Regions from separate parts of the Mus musculus genome. Here regions 1 and 3 are each linked to region 2. A link is a loop called in an ENCODE intact Hi-C map of the cell type or tissue named here. Cell type or tissue: left cerebral cortex. All regions are shown on one strand. Each heading gives the region's core, and the rest is flanking DNA. Links, peaks and the distances in the headings are about the cores only.

The links. Peaks named below come from ENCODE experiments on the same cell type or tissue, not always from the same donor. Only the 100,000 strongest peaks of a DNase experiment are listed, where the experiment ranks them.
Region 1: a loop joins it to region 2, with 2.4 times the contacts of the local background. A loop is called at or near these places in 2 of 42 quality-filtered maps.
Region 3: it touches region 2 in a loop (4-fold over the local background); 13 of 42 quality-filtered maps call a loop at or near these places.

The regions. Positions count from the first base shown.
Region 1 is chr15:72,410,943-72,414,583 of GRCm38, forward strand. No RefSeq gene overlaps it. Among named protein-coding and RNA genes, the nearest start is that of Gm24390, 78 kb to the right of the region's middle. In left cerebral cortex, for the core only: no CTCF peak of the experiment used is centred there; DNase peaks (open chromatin) are centred at 1,212 and 1,880.
Region 2 is chr15:73,020,347-73,025,670 of GRCm38, forward strand. The region is part of intron 6 of Trappc9 (trafficking protein particle complex 9); the gene reads right to left. Among named protein-coding and RNA genes, the nearest start is that of Trappc9, 38 kb to the right of the region's middle. RefSeq lists an enhancer at 73-2,973. In left cerebral cortex, for the core only: a CTCF peak has its summit at 2,752 (motif pointing left); DNase peaks (open chromatin) are centred at 1,860 and 2,731; H3K27ac peaks cover 1,143 bases.
Region 3 is chr15:71,916,747-71,920,387 of GRCm38, forward strand. The region is part of intron 23 of Col22a1 (collagen, type XXII, alpha 1); the gene reads right to left. Among named protein-coding and RNA genes, the nearest start is that of Col22a1, 120 kb to the right of the region's middle. In left cerebral cortex, for the core only: a CTCF peak has its summit at 1,074 (motif pointing right); DNase peaks (open chromatin) are centred at 324, 740 and 1,094.

The DNA of each region.
Region 1 (3,641 bases), core at 1-2,500, 610 kb before region 2:
ATGCTGTTGCCAGGCAGGTTATGGGCCATAAGGAAGCCCTGGGACACGGCTGCAGGGGTAGGAAAGCCCAGTCTGAGTTGTGGGACAGCTGGAGCGCCATGGCTCAGGGGTCCCTGGGTCTGCGACGAGGCTGGGGCCATCTAGTTCTCAGGCTCTCAGACATCCAGGCACTGCTGGAAGCCATGGAAGAGCTGGGAACAGAATGCCCCGCCCCAGGCTGGATCTAGCCAGGGGCTGGGGTCGGGGCGGAGGGGTGGTGGGGTGGGGTCGGGGAAGGGGGAGCTCCGGCTGGTCCCACAGGGATAGTCCTTGGCTTGACAGTGGCAAGCTTGGGCTTGTGCTTGGTGGCAGCTGTGGCTGGGAGCACAGAGAGGCCTTCTACTGGAGATTAGACGGCAGCTCTATAGGTGAAGGCCTTCTCCATGACTCCCCATGCCAGATCCTGATGAAAAGAAGCAGTCCATGGTTTTAAGGCATTTATTGTCATGACTGAAAATGGATGAGTAAAACCATACCCCATTTCTCAGGGTGGGCCTGAGGTTAAATATCCTTTTCAAGGAGGAGTCTCTGGGAAGGAAAACTGATTGGCTAAGTCCTCTAGGTCTTTTGGTACCTCATTAAAATGGAGATCTGTCTTGACTCTACATGACCACAGGTCGAGTTTTCTACAAGTGGAGGGGCTTGGGATGTTGATCTTACATGACTGATGGCCACAAATCTATGGGGGGCTGTGGCTAGTGACAGGGTTATGGTGCCCAGGAATCAGGTGAATTGCCTACCGTCTCTTCAGGGTTTCCTGGGCTTCAAGCCCTAGCTCAAATGGGGACCAAGCTACCTTTCACAGTCCCACAATTCATCACTGATAAGAAAGCTCTTGAAGTTCATCGTGGGACTTCCAATTTTTTTTTACAGTTTGTGGCTACAAGGACAGTAGTTCTAGCTACTCTATCATGGAAAATGGTTAGATTGTTGGCTTTGTTCTGCAGGTGCTGAAAAGTGTATGTGTGTGTGTGTGTGTGTGTGTGTGTGTGTGTGTGTGTGTGGTCTCATTTTCTATCTTTGTGGCATCCTTCTTTCGCCTCAGTGTGCTGTTAAGAGTTGGGATCGTGGTGGTGGTTAGTCACCTTCTGTGGGAGGAGGCTGTAAAGGAGCAGGGGGGACTTTTCTGGCGCTTGCAATGTTTCTCTCTTGATCTGTGTGCTGCTGATGTGGGTGTATTGAGATTGTGAGAACTCGTGGGCTTGTCTACTGATGAAGAAATATGTGCATTCCCACGTGTGGGTGTGACTGTCAGGGTCCTTTAGGAAGCAGATGCTAAAAGAAATTCATCATGATTAAGGTTAGTTGGGGAAAATGTCTATGAGAAATCTGAGGGCGAGGAGCACTCATAGGTGTGGCAGGCTTTCAGGCCAGTCACCTATGAAAAGAGGGAGGAGAGGAAATTAGGTAGAAAGAGACTTCAGTGTACATCCAGAAAGCTTCATTCAGGCCTGTAGGATGGCCTAGGGAACAGGCCACACCTACAGGAGTCTGGCTCTGCCTTCCCATCACGCTTGGTTGTCAATTCAAGCAGTTAGATTACAGGGAACGGAACATGCCTGACAAGGACTACCAACCCCAAATAAAGATAGAGAGCCAAGGACTAGCAACACCCTTCAAAGTTAGTCCTCCATTGAGGAAAGACCAGGGAAGCATGGTCCCCACTCAGCTCCTTCTGTGCATATGCAAAACCTGGCTCAAGTGACACCAATATCCATAGGACTGGTATAGTCTTGAAAGGCTGAGTTTAGGCTCTTTCTTCCTCCCCAGCCTCCATCCAGGTCCTTCGCTGATGTCCTCACAGAAAGTGAGAAAACAGGCTGACTCTCAGCACAGCCCTGTTGTGCCATGTTCTGGAAATACAGAAAATTCAGGAAGGATATGCTGATGAGGTTGACATCCTCTCACACTAGTCCTCAGAAACTGGTGACAATTAGCATTCTGGCCACTTTACCAAGGATAAATTATTCATGGACTAGCAGTTCATCTTTTCAATTCCGGATACAGAAGCAGTTTTTTGTGATCCTGGGGAATAGCCAAACAGCCACCAAAGAGTGAGTGTCCACTGAAAACACATAGGCCCCTGAGACAATAGGAAGATGTATTATCCTTCCCTGTTGAAGGAAGAAAGCATCATGCACCGCATAGACCATGCAGGTTCTAGACAGCACAAAGATCGCTTCCCAACCTCGGGTGTAGAAGTCCCAGCTTGGAAGAAAAAGGCCCCATCTATCCTCTGCCCTGCACAGAGCCCAGCACCCACCCAGGACCAGAGAGGTGTGGCTCCTTTGGTGCTCTTACCTCAACATCCCCCACCAATCCCCTGCAGGGGAGAGACTGAGCAGAACCTCAGAAATTACCTCAAACTTAGTGGATTAAAGCTAGCAAACTGTCTGATGTTTTGACTTCCTGGTGGGACACTGTTATTTATAAAGTCTGTGCTTCAGAAATGGATGACCAAGTGACAAGGAAATGTTCATAATGTTTTCAGTAACCTTATGAATTTGTGTGGGGCTATAGTCTCGGTTGTGTGGTCCGTGGGCTAAAGGTTGCACATGGGTTCCTCTCTAACAATGTCACAGGACATCAGTCAGTCAGAAGGGTTTCAGCAGGAGAGTCCATCAGCTTTCTCTTTTCTTTCAGCTGTTCTCTTCAGACTCAACCTATTATCCTTCTCCCACTCCCATGGGGATACTCATGGTTGCAGTCATCAGTATTTGGAGATGGTGCCTGTGTCTGTCTGTTGTTTTGTATGGCTACATATGAGTGAGGGGACATGCTGATGTGTGAAATGACATTTATGGACTTTGCATATGATGTCTCCATAAGTGTTTCCTGTCATTACAAACATGACTTCAGCCATGACACCTCTGTATGACTGCTGGCTCCTCCTGTCTCCTTTAGTTTCTCGTTAGCCTTGGGTCTTGATAAGGAGCAAGGAGATCCCAGATTTCTCTCTATGCACTTTATCCTCCAACCAGGGTGATGATGATTCCTGATGCCTTGTAAATTGCTCCTTTCATGCTAAAAGCCCCTGAGTTGATCTAGAGCCCCAGGGTGAAGTAAACACCTGATCCCCAACACATCTACCTGGACCACTGCAAGGCAGCTGCTGCAACTTATGTGCAAAAGTCAGAGCAGCTCCTTCCCAAAGGAAGCTGCTTATTTCCCATGGCAAAGCCCTGGAGTTTTCTTTGATAATTTCTCTTGCATCTCACCCAAACTTACTGCTAAAGTTAAGTGCCCTGGCCCTCAGATCTCTCTCAAACTCATCATCTCTTCCATCTCAAAGCACTGGGTTTTTCCAGTCAAATGCCAATTTGTATACATGCCTCAATGATCTGTCCTCCATAGAGCAAAGAACATCTATCTGCCTTGGAGTATGTTGCCTAGAAGCAGCTCCTGGGAGACATTGGGTCATTTGATGTATTGAAGAGCTCTTTCCAGGAGTGAGGAGATAGGAGGAAGAAGGTCATAACATAAACACCTCGACTTTATCCACATGTGATAGGGAGGATTTCTAGGTGTCAGCTTCACCAAGGCAAGAGGTCCAGCCCTTCTTAATCGTCACTGGGTATAGAGTCACAGTGATCCTGCTTGTT
Region 2 (5,324 bases), core at 1,637-4,136:
AGTGGGTGTAATTATTAAGGTATCTGTAGACTTGATGCTAAGGTTCCTAACTGCTAAAGCGGAGAGGGAAAGCCAAGATTCCCCAAGCCCATGAGACCAAAGTGACTTGCAAGTCTCCAAAGAGGAATTCCCAAGTATCCCTCTCACCCCTCCTTAAAAATTACAGCTGCCTGCAGGGCACTGAGGTCTGGCTTCTTTTATCACCTTTTCTGGTTAGAGTGGAGATTTGAAACTCAGCTCAATGGGCAGTGCCTTTCCAAGTTGGGAGGGGGAGGGGAGGGGGTAGAGCAGAGCTGGCCCCCAAGGGGTCTCTGCAGACCCCTGGCTCTGGAATGACTGAGCCCCCCTCACTGTCCTCACAGACTTCCACTCTCCTGGACTCTTAGTCAAGCCACACACCAGAATCCTGTTAGACCAGAAATTTCTCAGTTCTCTCTCTCTCTCCTCTCAATTCCAGAAAGGAATCTAGCAGGTGACCTTCCTTCTCCACCCCCCCCCATTCAATGGTTTCCTTGTAAGAGCTGTGGATCCCCCCACGGTTCCCCCACAGTTCCCCCACGGACTGACTGGCCCTGGAAGCCATTGGCCAGTTGGCCAGCTTTGACCTGTCACAGCATTACCTCAGCCCCTTCCCCAGATGACACCCTTCCCCACTCTCCCACCCTTCTGACTCTGAGCTCAACCTGACAGGAGCACTAGGGATGCAGTCACTCTGGTGCCTACCAGGCTCTTGCAGGGTTTCCTTAGCAACAGCTTCATTAAGGAAACCCATCAAAAAAGAAATCCGAGGAGGAGGAGGCTGTTCTTGCATCTGAACAGAGTAGCCTGCATAAAATCTGAATGGCTTTGCAAAGAAAATTAACCAAAGACAAAGAGGTTGAAAGTCCCCTCTAAAGTCTCATAAAGGAGAATGTTTTAAAGGGCACCAATTGTTCTGGAACTTAGAGATGTGAGGAGGCGGAGGACGGGGCCACGCTGCGACCCTCAGAAGCTGGTCTAGTTTTCCAGACACTTCCTCAGTAGCACTTTCTCGTAAGGTCACCTGCCATTTTCTGTTGAAAACAAAAATGTATTCAGTCCCTCAGGCAGCCTAGGGTGGGGGAGGGGAGCTGCCACCGGGTTGGGCTTTTGGAATCACACAAGCGAGGGAGCGAGGGGGACTGAAAGAACAATGGGAGACTTTGTGAGCTGAGCTGGGTCTCACCCCTCAGTTTCCCTGTCTTTAAAACTGGCTGCAAGTGGTGAGGAAAGGAACTGACGAGACCTTTCTCAGGGTCTGCTCAGCACCAGATGGAGCCGCCACAAGCCCCACCAGCCAGCTACAGGGGAGACAGTCATCGCAGCCTGTGCATCTTTCTTTGTTGCACCTTGCTCTACATTGCAACAGTGCTTATGCTCCTGGGATGAAGGCCTCCCGAGCTGCTCCTCCGCAGAAGGTATCCAATGGGAGCGTGGTCTTTGTTTCTGTAGATCTGACTCACTTGGGAATTGTTTGCCTCCATGTCTTTTGTTTATCAGCCGGTTTCCCCTCCTCAGCGCCGGCCAGTGTGGACCATGACTGTCTGCAGCTCACTGGACTTCAGGAGCAGGCTAGCAGGCAGGCAGACAGAAACACTTTGCCTAGAGTCACTCCTGCCCATCCCAGAGGCAAGGGAAGGGAAGGGAAGGAACACAAAGGGTGCATGAACACGTGTCCCAGGGACCCCTCACCTCTAAGCCACCATCTTCTTTGGTGCCTGAATCATTGTTCCTTTTCCTAACCTCCCTCTGCAGATAGGGGTGGCTACATTTAGACCACAGAATCTCAAGGAACAGATTCCTACTTCAAGAAGTCTGTGAATGGATGCCAGTGAGGTTTGCAGCCTCCTTGCCACCCTGCTGTTCCCAGACGGTGTGCAGCGGCACTAAGTAAAGGAGAGAGGTGGCTGCTTGCTCTCCACAGAAGACAAGCTGAGAGGGTGCTGCATGGCTCCTCTATTCACAAACAGGGGAAAATGATGACTCAAGTCCCAGCCCCTCTGTTCTCATATGAACCTTGTCATTTGCCTGTGAAACCCTCATGACCATTGCACAGATCTGTACACAGCCAGCTATTTGTTGCCATTTGGGAGTGCCAGATAATTACCAGAAATCACTCGCCTAAACCAGCCAACACACGCAGGTCACCCTGTGCCTGCACAGGGAAGAGGGACTCTGCATCTATTTTGCAGAGCACCGATAAAGACAGTTTTATCCTCCAGTTCTGAGGTTTTGGATTTTTGAGACAGAGTTTCTCTGTGTAATATCCCTGACTGTCCTGGACTCCCTTTGTAGACCAGGCTGGCCTGAAACTCAAGAAATCTGCCTGCCTCTGCCTCCTGAGTGCTGGGATTCAAAGTGTGTGGCACCACCAGCTCATGCAGGGATTCTGAAAGACAGATGGAACTTGCACTAGTCACATCTCCATTCCTTCCCAAATGTCCGCCATTTGCCGCCGAAGTCCTTCGTTACCATCAGCTCCACAATGGATCACACTTGATTAAGAACCAAAAGCTTGTTCTATTTCAGAAAAACTCCAGGCCCTTCTCTTTACTGTGATTATAAAATCCCACCAGAACTCATTATTTTGCTGCCTTGTCAACTAGCAGACAAACATCAGGATGAGACAAGGACCGCAAAGTGCCTTCCTCCTCCGGCAGAATTCAAAGGCTGGTAACCGCCCTGTGCCGCAGGCAGGGCCACAATTGCCACAGAGCATTGCTGCCCTCTAGTGTTTGCCTGACGCCGAGCAAGATGATAGCAGAGCTGATCCAAACTACAGGGCCCCACTGTGAATAGATAGCAGGTTGCAGTAAGTCCAGATCTCCTCCCTTTAATCTGCAAAGCGGACTTCAGTAACTGCAGAGAGTGAGGGCCCACAGGTCTGTAGAAGAGGAGCAGGGCTGGGAAGCCTGGCAGCCACCCACTACTCTAGCACCAGCTAAGCCCAACAGACTCCACTCCCCAGACCTTTCCGGTCTGCTTGGAGCCTCTTCTGTGTTCAAAGCTGTCTCCTGAACCGCCTGGGCCTGATAACAGCAGTAGCCCACTGCAGAGCTGTGGAAGGACACAGGACCATCTAACCTAAATCCAGCCTCCCAGCTACAAATAATTCAAGGCTTCCCTGGACCTTTCCAGTCTACCTGAGAGGCCTAGCACTCTTCACTCAGAAGCATGGATTACAATTAAGGTGCCACCCTCTTGCCCTTGAAGTACCCTTGCCCTGTGTATTGCCCTCACTGACCTTTGGCAAACCTACACCAGCATGACCCCTGCTGTCTCTCCATGCTCCAGGCCAGTGAGGCCCTAGCAGCCCACCTCAGACACTCAGGTGGTCTTTTTCCCTCATCATGGGTCCTTGCCCTGTGAAGCAAGCCCTTCGATGCCCAGGGTCTCAGTCAGTGCACATTTCACTAAGTTTGTGTATGCCTGGCATGGGGCATCCCTCCCTCCAGTCCTCTACAAGGACTATAGCCTTAGCATCCCTAAAAAACACAGCTTCAGGGCAGGCGAGATGGCTCAACAGCTAAAGGTGCTTGTCACTAGCCTAACTAAGCTCAATTCTTGGGACCCATAACGGGGAGGAGAGAACAGACTATCCAAGACACACACACACACACACACACACACACACACGGCTTGGCCCATTGTTGAACCCTGGATAGAACCAAGTCAAACAGTTAACTTCAGCATGACTAGAGACAGACATCTATCTCCTCTTGTGCCATTTCCCAGGTAACTGAAGTTTCCATATCAAAGGACCCGGTTTTTGCCTCTCCTGGAAACCAACAGAGAGCAGAACTTGGGGGCCTCCCCTCAGGACACAGGGTGCAGCTGGCTCCCAGTGCTCCCCCACTTTGAAGGCATAGGTGCACTTCCCCACATGAAATGGCCAGCAATACTGGTGGAGTCTTTCTTTAGGGGCGTAATTCTGTGTTTGTCTCTTCCTCTGTGGTTGAGCTGACGACTGACAGTTCAGGTACTCTGAGGCAGCCTCACTCTGGTGACTGACTTGGGGAGCCAGGCCCACAGACCAGCCTGAGGGCAGCACGGGGCTCTACAGCAAGCAAGACTCAGAGAGGTCAAGGAGCTCGAGCTCCAGGCACTTGTAAGCCGTCTGATGGGTGCTGGGGGTGGAACTCTGGTCCTCGGCAAGAGCAGGCAATATGTGCTCATAGCCAGAGCCATCATGCCAGCCTCTGGTTAACTATTAAGTTATCGTCCTCCAAAAAAAAAAAAACCTCTAAGGTGAGCATGGCAACTATTGGAGGTGGGGATGGGTGTCTGGCTATGAGCACGCTTCCTGCGTGTTCTGGTGGGATTATCTCAAGTCCCTGCTGCCCTCTACCCTCCCCACATGGCGGCCTACCCGCTACTGCATCTCACCCTTATCCAGCCCAACAGAGGTCTCACCCGCCCACAGGACGTTTGTTGTCCGCCTTTTGCCTCTCAGAGCCCAGCTGACTGAGGTTTAGTGGCTGTCTGCAATTACTCTGCCTCATTCTCCTCAGATACCAGTCTTTCTGTTTCAGCCTATCTGCTTTCCCCAAACAGTTCAGACTCAAGATACCTCATGCTTTCCTAGAGGTCGGCCGGCAAGCCAGTCCACCTGCACCGCACCCTCCTCTACCCAGGTCTTGCCTTATTCTGCTCTTCAAGCAGACTCCAGCATTTGTACCTTTCTGCTGAGACAGCCCTCTCTGGCACCCTCCCCCTCCCCATCCTAGTGGCTGCTCCCTCTGCTGCCATCATGGCTTCTGTGATGTGTGTCACTCATACACCAATCAACACCTGCCTTCCCTATGAAGCTGCCACCCAGTGATGGCAGAGTGGTCGCTTCTCTCCATGTCTGCTTTAACAGGGTGTCCACGGGCCAGCTGCTGCTTGCTGGAGCCCTGTCTCCCGTGGCTTGCTGATGGATCAGTTCCACCTGGCTGAACACAGCTAACAGCCTCCAGGTTGGGGAGTGACATTGTGAGTCTGCCACTAAATGTTTTCATGACTGTCTTATTAAATACCTTTTCAGGGGGCTGGAGCTGCTGCTGGTCTTACAAGAGAGCTAGCCTAGCACAGAGGAGGCTCTGGGTCCCATCTTTAGCGGCTCTTCGGGCTCAGAACTAACCATTTGTAAGCTGCCTGCTGGGTGACAGGAGCTACGCAAACCTCAGGTTTTGTCAACCAAACAGCCCAGCCCGGCAAAGGGCAAGCATCTCACAAGTGACAAAGGCAAGAGCCCAGTCAGGGTTGCAAAGCTGCAGGAACCAGTTATTATTCCAAATAAAAACTGGGAGGAGATGGTGAATTTT
Region 3 (3,641 bases), core at 1-2,500, 1.1 Mb before region 2:
AAATTCCAATTATTCAGTTCCCACGCTAACACAGGGCAGGGAAAAATGGTAAGTAAATATGAGAGGAAGCCAGAGCCCATGCTTCCATGATCATGGGAGTGGGGAGGGAAGAAAGGAATAGAGAGGAACCCGGGCAATGAGTAGGGAGTGAGCTGTGGACCTGGAAGCCTGAAGCAAAGGGTTTAGAGGAGTCACCTGAACAGTGAAGAGGGCAGAAGTGACCAACAGGCTAGGCACACAACAGCAGGCAGAAACCAGCTGTATAAAGGCCAGAAGAATGGAAGGCACTGTGCATTGTACAATAGCCAACTGTTTCATAAGAGGACAGAGCAGGCCTTGATGTGCCAGTGTGGAGAGCTATGAATATACCTTATGAATAACTAGGACATGCATCCGCCATGTGTCTTAGATTTCCAGATGCCCTGTGGAGGCCACCAAAGGCAGAGACATATAGTGGGCCATGGGCTGGTGGTCGCTATGCAATAATGGGTCTCTGGGGGAGAGTGGGGCTCCTTCTGAGTATTTGCAGGTTCGGGACAGTCCTGCCAAGGGCCTTTCATCTGAGAACATCCAAGGGCATGGCAGCTGAACATCCTGCAGGGGCGCCTGTTCTGGGTTTTGGTGGTGGGTACGTCCTTGCTTTTCCAGCCTGGCGTTTCGTATTCCTGCAGAAGTATTTACAACTTTCCCCACCCCACACAACTCTAGGAGCAATAGAAGGCACTAAAGCACGTACTTGCCCATGTCTCCCTCTGGATGTGCCCTTCTCTGGATGTGTCTCTCCCATTCTCCTGCTCTTCTTCACCTGCCCCCTCCTCTGAGATGGCACCCAGGTTCTTGGGTCTTCTCTGTGATCAAGGTCAAGATCAAGGTCTTCTTCTTATCTTACCCTCAGATCCTCAAGAATCAAACAGTCTAGTTTCCTCTGCATCTCGAAGAGAAACTAACTTGGGCCAAGACAGGAAGCCATATTCAGAAAAATGCCTAAGTCATCCAAAAGGTGACTTGAAGGGACCATTTGCATTCAGAGAGCAATAACAGATTATGACCACTGGAGGGCGATAAGAAACAAAGAATGGCACAAGGGTCGCGATCATGAGCTATTCCGTTTACTGCCTCTGGGTGGCATGTGTGAGTCAAACTTTCATACACAAAGTGAGAGCATTTACAAAATGCTTTGAGTGGCAGCTGGAGTTCAGTTTCCCCGTAGCTCGTTTAGACCTGATGTGTCTTTGGAGCAGCATCTATCCTGTTTGAGATGTTTTCCCCTAAGTCTGGGTAACTGGAGAGGCTACAGTGAGCTGGGAAAGGCCCTGGGTAAAGGTCAACCTATCTTCCTTATTGGACAAGGGCTGGGCTGGAGAAAGGTTCCATCAAGGGTGGCTGCCCACCTTGTCCAGCGTCCTCAGCACTGTACCCATCTGCTGCCTGTGATAAACTCTGTTCACCTCTTCATACTGAGGGATCTGCAGAAATCACCAGAACGACTTCCCCATGAAAGCACATACCAGGCCACTCACTGTCACTCGAGGACCCAGCCCCACAGCACCCACCAATGGAGCTTAACAGGGATTTTTCTACACAGATACACAGATAGTACTCATGTGGCCATGGGGACATTTCCCTTTCTTCCCTCCTTACATGCCTGGCCATACGGATAGCTCTAGAATGTTTAGTGCTTTCTAAAACACTTCTTTCAGAAATCGGGCCTGCCAGCCAGCCCACTGCTACTCTGATCTCATTTACCCTCCCCGTCTTTCTATAAACTTCCTTGTCCTGCTGGTGGTGGTGGTGGTGGTGGTGCCCTGGCACACAGCAGTCTAGAGTTGATGATCTTCTGTGAACAGCTAGTGAAAATGAAACCTTTAGTGTCTAAGAGTGAAGAAAACAGTCTTAAACAATAGAGTTTAAGGACCTTGCTAGAGGTCACGCAGCTATCTTCTCCAGGTGGAAAAGTGGCATATGCATCCTGAAGGGTCCACCTGCATCAGAGTCACCTGAATTGGAGGTTATACACACAGAGACCAGAGCTGCCTGTTTAGACTCCTGGCTAGCAGGTTCAGATCAGGTGCCTAAGGTCAGGGACTGGTGTGATGGATGCTCAGTGGTACAGATGTCTCTAGTACAGGATCATTCAATGCCACCAAACCCATCTGCAGCCACCTTCTCTCTAGCTCTAGCCCTGTTACTATGTAAAATATAACAGAGAGGAGGCACCGTGTGCCTAGGAGACACAAAAAAGAAGGTAGAAACCTGGAAGACCTGCCAGGGAGGGTCATTCCACTTTTCCAGCTCTACCTCGTTAGAGCCCACACTGATCAAACGAGGCAGCCTTTTCCACCCCAAGCTGAAAATGAGGAAGGTCCAGGCTAAAATGGACCACACTATGGTTCAATGTACCTCCCAACCCATAACACCAGTCTGGCCATCCTGCTAAAGATGCCAGTCACATGGCCTTCTTGGAGACACATTCTGCCACTGGAGGAGAATCTAGACTGTCCTTGATATCTCCGACTCCAAACATTTAGCACCCAGTTCTGCTGTGCACACAGTAGGGAGTTAACAAAAGTTTGAGGCAGTAAGTAGCCAAGCACTAGGGATGTCCTCAGGAATTAAAGCTACCCACTGCAACAGCCACGTCGAGGAAGAGTCAACCGCAGATGGAAACAGCTGTTACAGAGTCTGGAGACTGCTACCAGGAGGTGTCACATAGCCTCGGGCATCCATTCCAAGTCGCACAGAGCATCTTGCAAGTCCAGTTTGGGGTTGTGGGGTTAATGCAAAGCAGCGTTTAGCCTGCCCTAGGGACCTGCTCTGCTGGCCTTTGCTGGTACTAATGCTTACAAAGGGCAGCAGCTCCTCATGAACACCTGTCCTGCCTCTGGTTAGACTTTCTATGGAGCCTCTTGTCTTTCATTTTTCCATGGATACCTAAGTGAAATGTGGGTTTTCGGGGGACAAGGAAGCCCCCCATCCCCGCTACTGTCCCTGACAACAGAAACCCCTTTGAAAACTAGGATGCTCCACCATTCCTTCGTTACATATAAAGATTTTAGTGTCTCAAGGAAGGAACGGAACTAAAAGAAGATGGAGACGGAGATGCAGGATGCTTCAGTGTCTGCAGCTTCTCAAGATGCTGCTGTCAAGTAGCTCATCTTCTCTGCACCAAGCGACGAGCCGGCTGGGGTTCATGTGAGAACTTAAGGCTTGGGGCTGAGGATATGGTTCAGTGGTGTGGCACCTGCCTGACATGCACGATTCCACACCACTGCAGAGCAAAAAGACAAAAGGTCTGTGGCTCTGGGTGTCCTGGATAATATTCTACATGGCCTCAGGCTACCTAAAAGGATTTCACCTTCATAACCTTTATCACACCAAATATGGCATAGAGGCTATACATCATTCTCTCTCTCTCTCTCTCTCTCTCTCTTTCTCTCTCTCTGTGTGTGTGTGTGTACAGAGAGAAAGAGAGAGAATATGCATACTCCTATTTTTTTCTTTTAATCATTAATGAAAGCATCTAGCTAAATTAATCAGACTATTAACAAGTAACACATTAGCCAATAGATATAAATGTTGACAAAATGCCTGCCTGCTTGTATTACCATTAATGAAAACAAAGTAATTACTCTCCATATTAG